3 separate regions of the Homo sapiens genome follow, and regions 1 and 3 are each linked to region 2. The links are chromatin contacts, found by Hi-C in ENCODE. All regions are on one chromosome and are shown on one strand. The core of a region is the stretch at or near the end of the contact, and the rest is flanking DNA. Distances in the headings are between cores, read along the strand shown.

Region 1 (4,782 bases), core at 1,683-4,182, 1.1 Mb after region 2:
GGAAGCACTTTATTGTATTGTATTGTAATTTTTTTTTGCATGTCTGTTTCTACTATTAGACTGTAAGCACCGTAAAAGCAGAGATTGTGCTTTTTCATCCTCATGTTCCCCGAGCCTAGCCCAGTGCCTGGCACGTAATAGCTTGTCATTAAATATTTGTTGAATGAATCTGTGAATGAACAAGAGTCATGCAGTTGGAAAAGTGTTAGAAGCTGTATGTATTATAAAGGAAAGAAATGCCCTTGGTGGCTTCCAGGGTGTTTTTTTTTTTTTTTTTGGTCTAAAGAGGAGATCTAGAGAGTGTTATACAATCTCTTTGAATATAAGATTACTCGTTTGGATTTTTAAAATAATATAGATCTTCATAAATAATTGCAAAGATATAAACAAGCTTTGTGATTTCTCAAATGCTATGAAGTCCAAAATAAATATTTGCACTATTAGTATTTCCATAGTAAATGCTATGAGAAAATGTACAGCAATAAATTTTGAAGCTTTAAAACTGTTTGTGTAAGTCATCTTCAATGACTTAATCCATGAAGGACATCTCTGGATCATGTTTCTCGGGCACAGGGGACATCAGACTGGGGGGTGGGGTCCCAAAGTTCACAGGTAGGGCAGGGAACACCAGTCAGTTACAACCCAATTAGCTAGCAGTAGCTGTGGGATTTGGACTTGGAGCAGCAGGCTGTCAAAATGCATGACTCGAAGGATCTGGAGTAGGCTTTAAAATTTTAATTTGCATGCTGGTTTTCTCTATAAGGGCACATGCAAATTTTATGTGAAAATAGTTACTTTTATCAATTATTTGACTTTTAATGATGGGAAAACAAAAAGTGTTTTATTTCCTCACATTTATATAGCATTTAATAATTTATGGAACACTTTCACCTCCATTAATGTTATCTTTGAATTTTAATCTACATGTAAGCCATGTAATATGTACATATTCTTCTTCTCCTCATTTATGAGTTAAGGAATCTAAGACCCAGATAAGTTAAATGACTTATCCTAGCCAATAAGATTCAGAGAGGGAAATTTGAATGTAAAGGTTTTCTGTCTCGAGAACGCCACACAACCTTCCAATGCTATTCTCCACTCGGGTCTTAAGCTGACAAAAAGCAACACAGTTTGGTTTAACAAGTACAGTATGACTGTGGCCTGAAAGCAGAGCGATTCTTCCTAGGAGATCTGGTCCTTTTGTGGGTGACTAGTCAAAGCTTTTCCAGTAAACCTCCCTGCTGAGAAATCTTTACTAGGATTATTTATCTTATAAAAGAGGTGAGAATAGGTAAAGCTTCTTAATCACAGAATGTTAGGAATTATTTTTATCCGACGGTTAGCGTTTTCTTTGTAGTACTTTCAGCTTTTTGCCTCATGAACTTGATCCTCTGAGAAGTCTGGCAGCAAGATGCAACTGGACCATAGGCCCTGGGGCAAGAGTCCCCAACCTTTTTGGCACCAGGGACTGGTTTCATGGAAGACAATTTTTCCAAAGAGCAGGGTGGGGTGGGGTGATGGTTCTGAGATGAAACTATTCCACCTCAGATCATCAGGCATTAGATTCCCATAAGGAGTGTGCAATCTAGATCCCTCGCATGTGCGAGTCACAGTAAAGTTTGTGCGCCAATGAGAATCTAATGACACAGCTGATCTGAGAGGAGGCGGAGCTCAGGCGGGAATGCCTGCTCACCTGCTCACCTCCTGCTGTGTGGCCCTGTTCCTAACAGGCTGAAGATCAGTACGAGCCTGCTGCCGCCCAGGGCTTGGGGCCCCTGATGTAGGGCATGTGTAAAACCATTCACTGGGAGTGGGACCTTTTAATATTTGTTTTTATCTAATGTTATTGTGATTCTAATTTTTGAGTGTTTTTTAATATACATATTAGTAGAACAGTACATGTATATTATTTGTAAGTAAATATCCATAAATTTGGGAATACGTTTTTGTCTCAGAAAGGATTTATTAGCAAAGGAGTTTTGAGACCACTGCTCCAGTGCAGGACTCCTCATCGGGGGTCCATATTCCCCTGGAGTCAAGGAGCCTGCCAGACTCTTGCCATTACATACACAATTTTATGACGATGTGCCTTTCTCCTGGGGTAGTATCAGTAGCTTCTGTAGAATTCTCAGTGGGGAATGTATATCCAAGAATGAACCACTGAGGGCTGGTCTAGTGATTTCACTCCACTCTTGAGGCAGAATGGCTGTCACATACAAATTCAGATCATCTACAGCTTGATTTGTTATTGTTGTTGTTGTTGCATTTGTTGGTAGCCTCCAAATGACTTTCCATTTTGATTTAATGAATTAATGCTAACAAAATACCTAATAGAGTGGCCTCCGTATGGTAATGTATTTCATAAATGGGAGCAACCGCTTCCCCCAAAAACAAACAAACAAAAAACGCTGGTAAATTGTTAGGTATTGGAATATGCTTCTTGGGGAGTTACCTTGATTTTCGCTGACTGGATAAATATTCCCTGGACTGAGAGAGAACCAAAGCAGGGAGTTAATTGTGTGTGTGTTGGGAGAGGTTGATAGCAAGCAAGAATATGCTTGTTGAACACAGCATGATTCATACGAAGGCCTTACACCCAACAGTAGCTAGTTGTGAGAAAACAGAAACATTTGGAAACTTGAGGGGACTGATACAAATAGCAACATGGTAGAATGTGCTACTGGGAATGAATGCCTTCTTTTAAACCTTTCTCTTCCTCTCTTCTGTCTCCTACAAGAGCCGAGTCACTTAGTATAATTTTACAAATGAGAAAACTATAACCTTCCAACTATGACTTTCATTTTAAGAAACTCATGTGGCTTTTTGGAACAAACAAGATTTTGGTTTTACAGAAGCTGCTGTGAGAAGAGGATGAATTAGTCACCTAACTCTGAAAACATTTAACACTGGGGGTGGAGGGCTGGGGGAAGGGTGAATGCATTATTACTCAGTGAGTCAGAAACACACTCAACTTTACTGGAACTTTGTATTCATTCAAGGAATGGTCACAATCTTTGTTGTTGTTGTTCTTCCTCTTCTTTTTTTAAAATGACATTCCATAGGCTCTATTGCCATTTTATTAAAGATCAGTAGAAAGGCAAGAGGAAATATGGGTGTGAATTAAAGAATGGAGATAATTCAAATTACTCAGGGAAATTTCTTTGTGATAGGGTGGGACTGAGGTCCCTGATTTTTTGCTGACTGTTAGTCGGGGTTTGTCCTCAATGTCTAGAGGCTGCCCACATTCCTTGGCTAATGGCTCCTTTCATCGTTTTTGTTTGTTTGTTTTTGTTTTTGTTTTTGTTTTTTTTTGAAAGCCTCGCTCTGTCATCCAGGTTGGAGGCTGGAGTGCAGTGGCTTGATCTTGGCTCACTGCAGCCTCTGCCTCCCGGGTTCCAGTGATTCTCCTGCCTCAGCCTCCTGGGTAGCTGGGATTACAGGCATGCGTACAACCATGCCTGGCTAATTTTTATATTTTTAGTAGAGATGGGGTTTCACTATGTTGGCCAGGCTGGTCTTGAACTACTGACCTCAGGTGACCCGCCCACCTCGGCCTCCCAAAGTGCTGGGATTACAGGCATGAGCCACCATGCCCAGCCAGCTGCCTTAATCTTTAAAGCCAGAAATCAGGTCAATTTGTCTTATTGCTCCAACTTCCCCTTCTGCCTCATGTCTTTCACTCCAGCCAGAGAAAGTTCTCTTCCTTCAAAAACTCATTTAATTAGATTAAGCTCACCCAGATAATCCAAGATAATCTTTCCATTTTGAGATCTGCAAACTTAATTGTATCTGCAGAATCACTTTAGCCATGTAACCTAACATGATTACAATTTCTAGACATTAGAGCATGGGTAATTTTTTGGAAAAGGGCCTTCTGCCTGCCACATACTGTTAGCTACAAGTAACAGATTATCAGTCTCAGATGGCTTAAACAATAAGGAAATGTACATTAAATGTATCTAAAAGACAATTCTAGGCTACTTTAGATTCTTAATGCAAACCACAGGGCTCTAGCTTTGCTTCTGTGTAGTCTTCTAATCATGGCCTCTCCTTCGTGAATTGACTTCAGCCTCAGCTCAGTAGCAAGATGCTTCCAGGTGTCCAGACATGACAATGGCAAGAAGGAGAAGATAGATGTCTTCCTGTGCCTGCTTTTTATTATTTATTTATTTATTTACTCTTTTAAATATATGATAGAGATAGGATCTCGCTATGTCGACCAGGTTGGTCTTGAACTCCTGATCTCAAGCAATTCTGTCTCAGCTTCCCAAAGTGCTGGGATTACAGGTATTAGCCACCACACCCAGCCATATGCCTGCTTTTTAGAAGGCCCCAAACACTTTCCCTTGTACCTCATTGGCTAGAATTGGTTAACACGCCCATTCCTAAACTAGTTGCTGAGAAAGGGGGTTGGAATTACCCCAGATGGCTTAGATTAATCATCATATGGGAGTGTTGGGGCTGCTAGGGGGTCAACCACAACACCTGCTTCAATCTTCTGTCTCAAACTGCCTGCTATTCTTTTGTGCTTTCCCCTACCTTTGTGCTTTCATTTTTACTGGTTTCTCTGTAGAATTAGCTTCTTTTTTTCTCACAATCAGTCCGGACCCTATATTTTCTTTTCTTTTTTTTTTCCAGATCCCATCTTTTACTTAAGCCAAAAAAAAAAAAAGCATCACATTTCTTTCCTAAAGCCTTGTCAAATGCATTCCTCCCTCCAATCTGTCCCTTCTCAGTAGCGTGACTCTGCCTGACACCTTGTATATGAGTACATATTGCCTG
Region 2 (4,590 bases), core at 564-3,063:
TCACTCTTTCTGCATCTGCTGTGCTTCAGATGCTTTTGGGGATGCATAAACGTGTAAAAGAAAGTATCTGATCTTACAGGCCTTTTATCCTGGTAGAGTGATAATACAAATATGGGTCTAACTATAATGCAAGGTAGAATTATGAAATGACCTAAGGAGCAATTCAGACCGCTAGGAAAAGCTTCCCGGAGAAGATGCCATTGAGCTCATATTCGAGTCCACATAGAATTTCAACAATTAGAGACAGGATAGAAAAGGCGTTTCAGAGCCATATAATAAACATGATTTAAAACCAAAAACAGAAAATAAAGGCTCATGCACCTAAATGGAAGTAAGAAAACTGCCTGATGATACCAGTCCTTGCAGCTTGCCAGCCAGGGCTGCATTGGGTGAAAAGCCCCTCCACAGCACGGCAGCTCCAGCAGTTGGCTCGAATATTTCACATGAGAGTCCACAGGAAGAGCGAGCTTTCATGTATATTTTTTACATCCAAATTAAGTTAACTCATGGAATTTTCCACCCTTAGGAATTAAAGTAGCAACTCATGAAGTAATTCAGTTATGTCATTCATACCAAAACAGAAAATACTGGAGCAACTTGGCACTGTTTAAAAGCCAAGATTAGGCCTTGGCCATTTTATATTTTTTCACATTCCATGGCCGTTGTGTTATTTTAACTTTTATTATGGCTGTAAATTTTTCAAATCAAAAGTATCTTAATTGCTTAGAAAACAGAAGTTGAAAATGGGTTCATAGTAAGAAGAGGGTTTAGGCAAAGCAGCTTTAGGAGTGAGAACTGAAAAAAAGCTGTAGCATTACATTTTCTGTAATGCGAGGGTTCTACCTATTTGGTTGACATTCACAGTTGTGCATAATTATAGCTTCCTCTATATCCATAAATCATCTTAGAACTATAAAGTTGAGTTTAACCAAAAGATCTGTCCAATATTAGTGAAATGACATCTTTAGGGAAGCATTGTCCTGATACAATAGCCACATTCATTTTAAAGCAGTTAATTGGACACATTGTCAAAAACCACGGTATTGAGTTTCCACATTTTAATTTCACATTTGCCTTCTCCCTGGCTTCTGCACACGGACGGGTCTCTTTTGGAGCTGAAAGTGTGTGAAAGTTATTGGAGAATGGTAGTCTCTGGGTAATGTTTCTGTAAGCTGCCCAAAATTTTCCCCCTGTAGTCTAGATGGGAAACAGCTGGTATTTGTTTAAAAAGCTGTTTTGCAAAATGTCTAAACCTTGAGATATAGAACTGAGGTCACCATTAAAGCAGGTGCTTAAGAGCAAGTGAGAAAGACTTCAGAGGCCGACTGGCTCTGGAATCTTCTGCAGGGCACTTCCTATTAGAAGAAAAAGTGTTGAAGTTTGCTCCTTTATTTAGGACACGGCTATAAGTATTAATAAGTAAGTGCACTAGCAATACTACTAGAAATTGAGTATTTTTGAACATAGCCAGCCCTCAAGTGAATAATTAGCTCAGTATGAAAGGAACTAAAATGGTCATTTTTCTCACAGGGCTTCAAGATACAAGAGCCCAAGGCGCTCTAGTCTCCTTTGGGTGTTTGAATTTCCTCTTTAAACACACCAACAGTAAAAGAACTACTATTTCAAATAAGCAGTACCATAACTGACTATATCTTCCAAGGTTTTGGATGCAATCTAAGGGAAAGGGGGAAAAGAGACCCGACTTGGCAAGACCCGTACCGAAGCAGTCTGGAAAAAAAGCAAAGCAAAAAACATGTGGAACCACTAAAGGCCAGTGCACGTCAGGTATCCACCAGTCTGAAGATGAAAGGAAGTAAGCCTCCTCCCCTGGGAGCTGGAGGTTATTAGCAGCTGTTTATCCAGTCGGGAATAGAGATTAACATTGTACTTTTTTTTTAAGAACTAGAAGAAAATTTGTTTGGGAAGTTGGCTTTTCATATCAAGTCACTGTGCTTTGCCAAAAAAAACTTCCTTTCTCAGAACTCATGTACTAGCATTGAGCAATGTTATGATTCTCTGAGAAACTCTGAATTACCAAAAAGTCTTTCTCCATTAAATAGAACAGAAAAGGACAGAGAAATGGGTGAACGTTTGCCATTGACACATTGCAGTTGTACTCTTTACCATGTGAAATTTGCCGTTTGGTCTATTACCTGTTCTCCAACCTGACTCTAAATGGGACACTCTGCCCTCTACCCCTCACACGTACCCTCACAACTTAATCATTGCCACTCTAAGGTGCACACAATGGGTTCTGCAGATACCTACTGCTTGCAAAAAGACCTTTCATGAGATATTGGGGAAACTGCCTAGTACTCTGGGTGCTTTATTCTCAAAAAACAAACAAACAAACAAACAAAAAACGAGTTGGATATAGGTATTTTTCCCCTGATTTAATGCTACTCTTAATGTCATTTTCTTTTATTAAATCCTTTCTTCTGCTTTTGATCTTATTTATAGCAGAGCCACTGGTCATATGGAAACTATTACTGTATAGCTGCGAGATGAAAGACTTCATGGCAATTAAATAAGAGTGAATCATTTGGGCCAATAATACACACATACAGTGAGGTACCATTTGTGTCCAAAATGCCCTGTGTTGTTCACTTTGTAGCAAAGCCATTGAGCTTTACAAAGGGCTTTACAAAAATCTGCTTTTTGTCAGAAATATGTAGTCTGACAATATGAAAACACATGTTAACACACAGTCCTTAGCTGCTTGCTTCTTCACACATACACAGTATCTAAATCATGCCACTTATTGATATAAAATGAAATTTTCACTTAAATTTGGGATATTATTTAGTTGTGTTAAGCGTCAGCTCTTTAAAAATATATTTGGATAATCTATATCAAAATTCGACCCATCACTCAAAACCTGCCTAAAATGTCATGTTCTTCTTAAAGTAGTCCCTGGTTTCCTAAACGGGTATGACTTCATCATTTTTTAAAACCCTACATGACCTTGTACTCCTTTATGACATTCATCGTATTTTGCCTTGTATAGTAATATTATCCCATCATTAAAATATCAGTGCCTGGGCTAGGCGCGGTGGTTCAGGCCTGTAATCCCAGCACTTTGGGAAGCCAAGGCGGGAGGATCACAAGTTCAGGAGTTCGAGACCAGCCTAGCCAACATGGTGAAACCCCGTCTCTACTAAAAATACAAAAATTAGCTGGGCGTAAAGGTGCACGCCTGTAATCCCAGCTACTGGGGAGGCTGAGGCAGGAGAATCGCTTGAACCCGGGAGGCGGAGGTTGCAGTGAGCCAAGATCATGCCACTGCACTCCTTTCTGGGCAACAAAGCAACACTCCATCTTAAAAAAAAAAAAAAAAATCAGTGCCTGCAAAGTCATAGACGTGTTTATTTTTCCTTGCAAATGCCCATGTAGTGCCTTGCATATAGTACACTTTCATAAGGCGCTTGTCAAATTAAGTGAAATGTTTATTTGATAGAAACATGCTAAATGTATATTTGGCAATATCAAACAATTAAATTTCAGACATAGTCTCACAGATCCATAGCATTTGTGTCATCATTTGCTAAGCATCTAACTGCACATTGTACTATTACACTCCCGTGCAGTGACCTGTGCAGTTCCTGTCCTTGGGATGGGATGCCCACAAATGGAGACAAGTATAGGCTTTACGAATGGCAGCAAAACAAACTTATTGAAGTTTATGCCCTGCACCATTCAACAATGACCTTGAATGTGTTTTAAGGGTGGTGTCTGTAATGCATAGTGAGCTCGTGAGGTGACAAGAAAGTGGAGATTTCTGGAGATCCACTCAGCCCTGAAGGGTCAGAGAGTGAGGGGATCTGTGAGGCTAATAAAAGAGAAGCAGTTGGTGAGTTAGGAGGAAAAAACTAGCCCAGCAGACAGAGCAGGGAGGGCTTTGCTCAAGCCTTAGTGATGTGGGCGTTAACCCAGCAGATGAGAGGCCATGCGTAGGTAATTGAACATTGATAGTGAGGAATTTAAAAATAGGAGGGAACTGCATTGGTCCTGGGAGTCTAGGTGAAGGATGCATCAGCACAAGGTGGACCTCTTAGACTGGATCCATACAGCAAGCAAGAGCCAGGCTGAAGCCTTAATATTGCATCAACTGATGGAGAGAGAATATTGCATTTAAAAGATGAGTATTTGGAAAGTGATGGGGAAGAAATGGTTCATTCGTTTAGGTGAGCTTCTTTATACTTCTACTCTCTTTTCAAATATATTACAGTAAGCATGTGTTACTTGAATAACAAGAAAAGCATTTAAGAAATAAAGGCCAATGGGTAATGGTAAATCCCTAGGGATCCTTAGGGATGGGCCACCTGGACTGGCTAAAAACTGTGTGGAGGTCAGCAGCATGACTGTGCACTCTCACAGGTATGCTTGCACTTCAGGCATTCAGAATTCCAAGTGTAAATCAAGTGTCCAGTTGTCTTTTCCTTTAAACAAAAGCTGTTTACACATAATTGCTAGACTTCACCATATTCTCTGTGCTAGATATGTTTGGTTCACTAGGATGGATTAACTTTAGTTCCATACCATCTACTTACTAGCCTGCTATGTGGAGCAAGGAAGAGATAGAGGAATGGG
Region 3 (4,650 bases), core at 1,082-3,581, 1.8 Mb before region 2:
ATTTCTTCGTATATAGCTAAATGCCATTATTCCCGAAGACGATGCCACAAAAAAACAGCATGCCCAACATCAAACCAAGTCTTGATGTTATGCTTCTCCTAATACTCTAATTGGGGGAAATGCTAATTACATAAGTGTACAATGCACCGTATTGTTTGTGTCTTTCTGACTGATAGCCATGATATCTGAAAGCTGATCAGCCTTAACCATGAACAAATTTCCTCACCAGAGAAGAAAGGAATTTGATCATTACCTGGAAATTATTTGCAACACATAAGGCAGGCAATTGGAATCTTAATTTATTTTTTTAATTTCTAAAATGGAAAAACATAATTATTTTGAAAACTATTTGTCTTTCTAGTGGGGTGGGAGGAGAATTTCCCCAAACCACAAGACTCCAGTAATTTCGCATTCTGTTTTAGTCTGTTACACCACAGACTTAATTACAGTTCCTCTCCCCGTATGCCTATGAAGTTTGACAGGATGCTGCCAACCTTCGATGAAAAGGGTTAGTTACTAGAAATGTATCTGTCTGATGCCCAACCTTGGCTTTATAAAGGGGGACTAGCACACACTTTGTCTACATTAACATAGAAATAGCAACTGCTTTTAGTAATAAATAAATGGTAGACTGTCCTTGGGAATCGTAGAAACGAAAATAACTTAAGTTGATGAGATTTTTTGCTCAACCACTGGAGCTGGTATTCATGCGCAAATCCAGGCACCAACTATGTGTCACTGGGCAAGTCTTGTCACTTCTCTGAGCTTCAGTGTCCTTACACATAAACCACAGATAATAATAGTACTCACATCGTGTTCTGAAAGTTAAAATAGATGATGCATATAAAGCCCTCGGCAAAGCATCTGGAATTTAGTTATTGCAAGATAAAAGTTAATTGTTGTGTAATCATTATAATAATGCAGTTCTAATCCGAGTCACTTTCATCCCCCTGCTATGGACGAAAAGTACCTTCCAAGGACATTTTTGCTGAGCTTCCCAGCACTTGTGAGGGGCTGCCCTGCCCATCTGATAGAAGATAAATTCTGAAGATGGGCAGGCCTCATTTCTGCTGGGTCCCCTGGCAAAAATGAGAGCAGAGCCCATGTGATCTTTTCGGAAAGGCAGAGCTGTTCAACTGGTCAATAATCACAGACCGGAATTCAGGACACTCCAATGGAACATGACATGAGTCAGCTCAATTCCCTCATCCTCAGCTTCCTCATCCAGGAGGTAAGAGGACAGGGCGAAGGCATTCCCATGCCCCTGTGCAACTCCAGAGTTTTGTGATTTCAGGATTCATAGTCAGAGGGCCCAACAGAAATTGGTGACTGCCCCACACACTTTTATTAACTGGAGGCAGAAGAGTATCATTTGCTTCTTCGATTCCTCCATAGTGCCCAGCATAGTGCTTCCCTGTGCTCAATAGATATCTGCTGACTGATCCACTGGTCAGATCCCAGGTCTCATGACTCCCAGATCCCTGCTCATTTAATTTCAAAAAGATCAATCAATCAATCAATCAATATATTTTCTACAGTGCTGCAGTGCCATTGTGCAGATCAGAAGAAGGTCGGCACCAGCCAAATAGCATTCCCATATTCCCATATCAATCCAACAGGCAGATAAAGACCACACACACACACATATGCACACACATACATGCACACACATATTAATACACAGGCATGCACACACGCACATACATGCACACATAAGCACATGCACACACATGACCATAATACAAGTGCACACACACGCATATGAACACTCATGCACACATACACATATGCACACATATGGACACACAGAAATGCACACACACATATGTACAGACACTTAGGAGGATATAGTGGCTCGGTCACGATGCAGAACCCTCATTTCTAGGAGTCCACCTCATAAGCACAAATCCTTTGGTGGACTCACAGGATAATTTCCCTAAGGGGCTTTGTCAGGCCTCTGAGCCCAAGCCAAGCCATTGCATCCCCTGTGACTTGCATGTACATGCCCAGATGGCCTGAAGTAACTGAAGAATCACAAAAGAAGTGAAAATGCCCTGCCCCGCCTTAACTGATGACATTCCACCACAAAAGAAGTGTAAATGGCTGGTCCTTCCCTTAAGTGATGACATTACCTTGTGAAAGTCCTTTTCCTGGCTCATCCTGGCTCAAAAAGCACCCCCACTGAGCACCTTGCGACCCCCACTCCTGCCCACCAGAGAACAAACCCCCTTTGACTGTAATTTTCCTTTACCTGCCCAAATCTTATAAAACAGCCCCACCCCTATCTCCCTTCGCTGACTGTCTTTTTGGACTCAGCCCGCCTGCACCCAGGTGAAATAAACAGCCATGTTGCTCACACAAAGCCTGTTTGGTGGTCTCTTCACACGGACGCTCATGAAATTTGGTGATGTGACTCGGATAGGGGGACCTCCCTTGGGAGATCAGTACCCTGTCCTCCTGCTCTTTGCTCCGTGAGAAAGATCCACCTACAACCTCAGGTCCTTAGACCAACCAGCCCAAGAAACATCTCACCAATTTCAAATCCAGTAAGTGGCCTCTTTTTACTCTCTTTTCCAACCTCCCTCACTATCCCTCAACCTCTTTCTCCTTTCAATCTTGGCGCCACACTTCAATATCTCTCCCTTCTCTTAATTTCAATTCCTTTCATTTTCTGGTAGAGACAAAGGAGACACGTTTTATCCGTGGACCCAAAACTCTGGCGCTGGTCACGGACTAGGGAAGGCAGCCTTCCCTTGGTGTTTAATCATTGCAGGGAAGCCTCTCTGATTATTCTTCCAGGTTTCAGAGGTGTCAGACCATGCAGGGACGCCTGCCTTGGTCCTTCACCCTTAGCGGCAAGTCCCGCTTTTCTGGGGAAGGGACAAGTACCCCAACCACTTCTCTCTGTGTCTCTACCCCTTCTCTGCCTTTCTGGGGGGCAAGAAACCCCCAACCCCTTCTCCTTCACTCTTAGTGGCAAGTCCCGCTTTTTTAGAGGAGGGCAAGTACCCCAACCTCGTATCTCTGTGCCCCAATCCCTTATTTCCACACCCCAACCTCTTATATCTCTGCCCCCCAATCCCTTATTTCCACGCACTGACCTCTTATCTCTGCACCCCAATCCCTTATTTCCGTGCCCCGACCTCTTATATCTCTGCACCCCGATCCCTTATTTCCACACCCCAACCTCTTATTTCTCTGTGCCCTGATCCCTTATTTCTGCACCCCAACCTTGTATCTCTGTGCCCTGACCCCTTTCCTGCTTTTCTGGAGGGTAAGAACCCCCAAACCGCTTCCCTCCGTGTCTCTACTCTCCCTTTTCTTTAAACTTGCCTCCTTCACTATGGGCAAAATTCCACCCTCCGTTCCTCCTTCTTTTCCTTTGGCCTGTGTTCTTAAGAACTTAAAACCTCTTCAACTCTCACCTGACCTAAAATCTAAGTGTCTTATTTTCTTCTGCAATGCCGCTTGACCCCAATACAAACTCGACAGTAGTTCCAAATAGCCGGAAAACAGCACTTTCAATTTTTCCATCCTGCAAGATCTAAATAATTCTTGTCGTAAAATGGGCAAATGGTCTGAGGTGCCTGATGTCCAGGCATTCTTTTACACATTGGTCCCTCCCTAGTCTCTGTGCCCAGTGCAACTTGTCCCAAATCTTCCTTTTTACCCTCCCACCTGTCCCCTCAGTCCCAACCCCAAGCGTCGCTGAGTCTTTCTAATATTCCTTTTCTACAGACCCATCTGACCTCTCCCCTCCTCCCCAGGCTGCTCCTCGCCAGGCCGAGCTAGGTCCCAATTCTTCCTCAGCCTCTGCTCCTCCACCCTATAATCCTTTTATCACCTCCCCTCCTCACACCCGGTCCGGCTTACAGTTTCATTCCGTGACTAGCCCTCCCCCACCTGCCCAGCAATTTACTCTTAAAAAGGTGGCTGGAGAGCTAAAGGCATAGTCAAGGTTAATGCTCCTTTTTCTTTATCCCAAATCAGATAGCATTTAGGCTCTTTTTCATCAAATATAAAAATCCAGCCCAATTCATGACTCGTTCAGCAGCAACCCTGAGACACTTTACAGCCCTAGACCCTAAAAGGTCAAAAGGCCGTCTTATTCTCAAAATACATTTTATTACCCAATCTGCTCCTGACATTAAATAAAACTCCAAAAATTAAATTCCAGCCCTCAAACCCCACAACAGGATTTAATTAACCTCGCCTTCAAGGTGTACAATAATAGAGAAAAGTTGCAATTCCTTGCCTCCACTGTGAGACGAATCCCAGCCACATCTCCAGCACACAAGAACTTCCAAATGCCTGAACTGCAGCAGCCAGGCGTTCCTCCAGAACCTCCTCCCCCAGGAGCTTGCTACAAGTGCCAGAAATCTGGCCACCAGGCCAAGGAATGCCTGCAGCCCAGGATTCCTCCTAAGCCGTGTCCCATCTGTGCAGGACCCCACTGGAAATCGGACTGTCCAACTCACCTGACAGCCACTCCCACAGCCGCTGGAACTCTGGCCCAAGGCTCTCTGACTCCTTCCCAGATCTTCTTGGCTTAGCGGCTGAAGACTGACGCTGCCCGATCGCCTCGGAAGCCCCCTAGACCATCACGGACGCCGAGCTTCGGGTAACTCTCACAGTGGAAGGTAAGTCCGT

What was found. A loop is a pair of places that touch in the nucleus more often than their neighbours do. Pooled maps may share reads with other maps.
Region 1: a map with no recorded cell type shows a loop between it and region 2 (12-fold over the local background). The contact joins two enhancer-like sites. A Hi-C loop is called at or near these places in 2 of 37 single-sample maps with no recorded cell type and 3 of 50 pooled maps.
Region 3: a loop to region 2 is called in a map with no recorded cell type, with 4 times the contacts of the local background. The contact joins the promoter of LINC-ROR here to the enhancer-like site in region 2. A Hi-C loop is called at or near these places in 2 of 37 single-sample maps with no recorded cell type and 2 of 50 pooled maps.

What each region holds. Positions count from the first base shown.
Region 1 is chr18:54,147,326-54,152,107 of GRCh38, reverse strand. It overlaps MBD2 (methyl-CpG binding domain protein 2), which reads left to right. Exons shown (of 7, transcript NM_003927.5): 7 at 1-502. Among named protein-coding and RNA genes, the nearest start is that of SNORA37, 73 kb to the left of the region's middle. Within about 2 kb of position 2,932, at least 10 of the 41 ENCODE cell types and tissues checked have a DNase peak (open chromatin) inside an H3K27ac peak, as active enhancers do.
Region 2 is chr18:55,241,359-55,245,948 of GRCh38, reverse strand. The region is part of intron 15 of TCF4 (transcription factor 4); the gene reads left to right. Among named protein-coding and RNA genes, the nearest start is that of LINC01929, 120 kb to the right of the region's middle. Within about 2 kb of position 1,813, at least 6 of the 41 ENCODE cell types and tissues checked have a DNase peak (open chromatin) inside an H3K27ac peak, as active enhancers do.
Region 3 is chr18:57,069,800-57,074,449 of GRCh38, reverse strand. LINC-ROR (long intergenic non-protein coding RNA, regulator of reprogramming) reads left to right here and starts at 2,331. Exons shown (of 5, transcript NR_152602.1): 1 at 2,331-2,546; 2 at 4,447-4,640. RefSeq lists enhancers at 1,485-2,198, 2,199-2,912.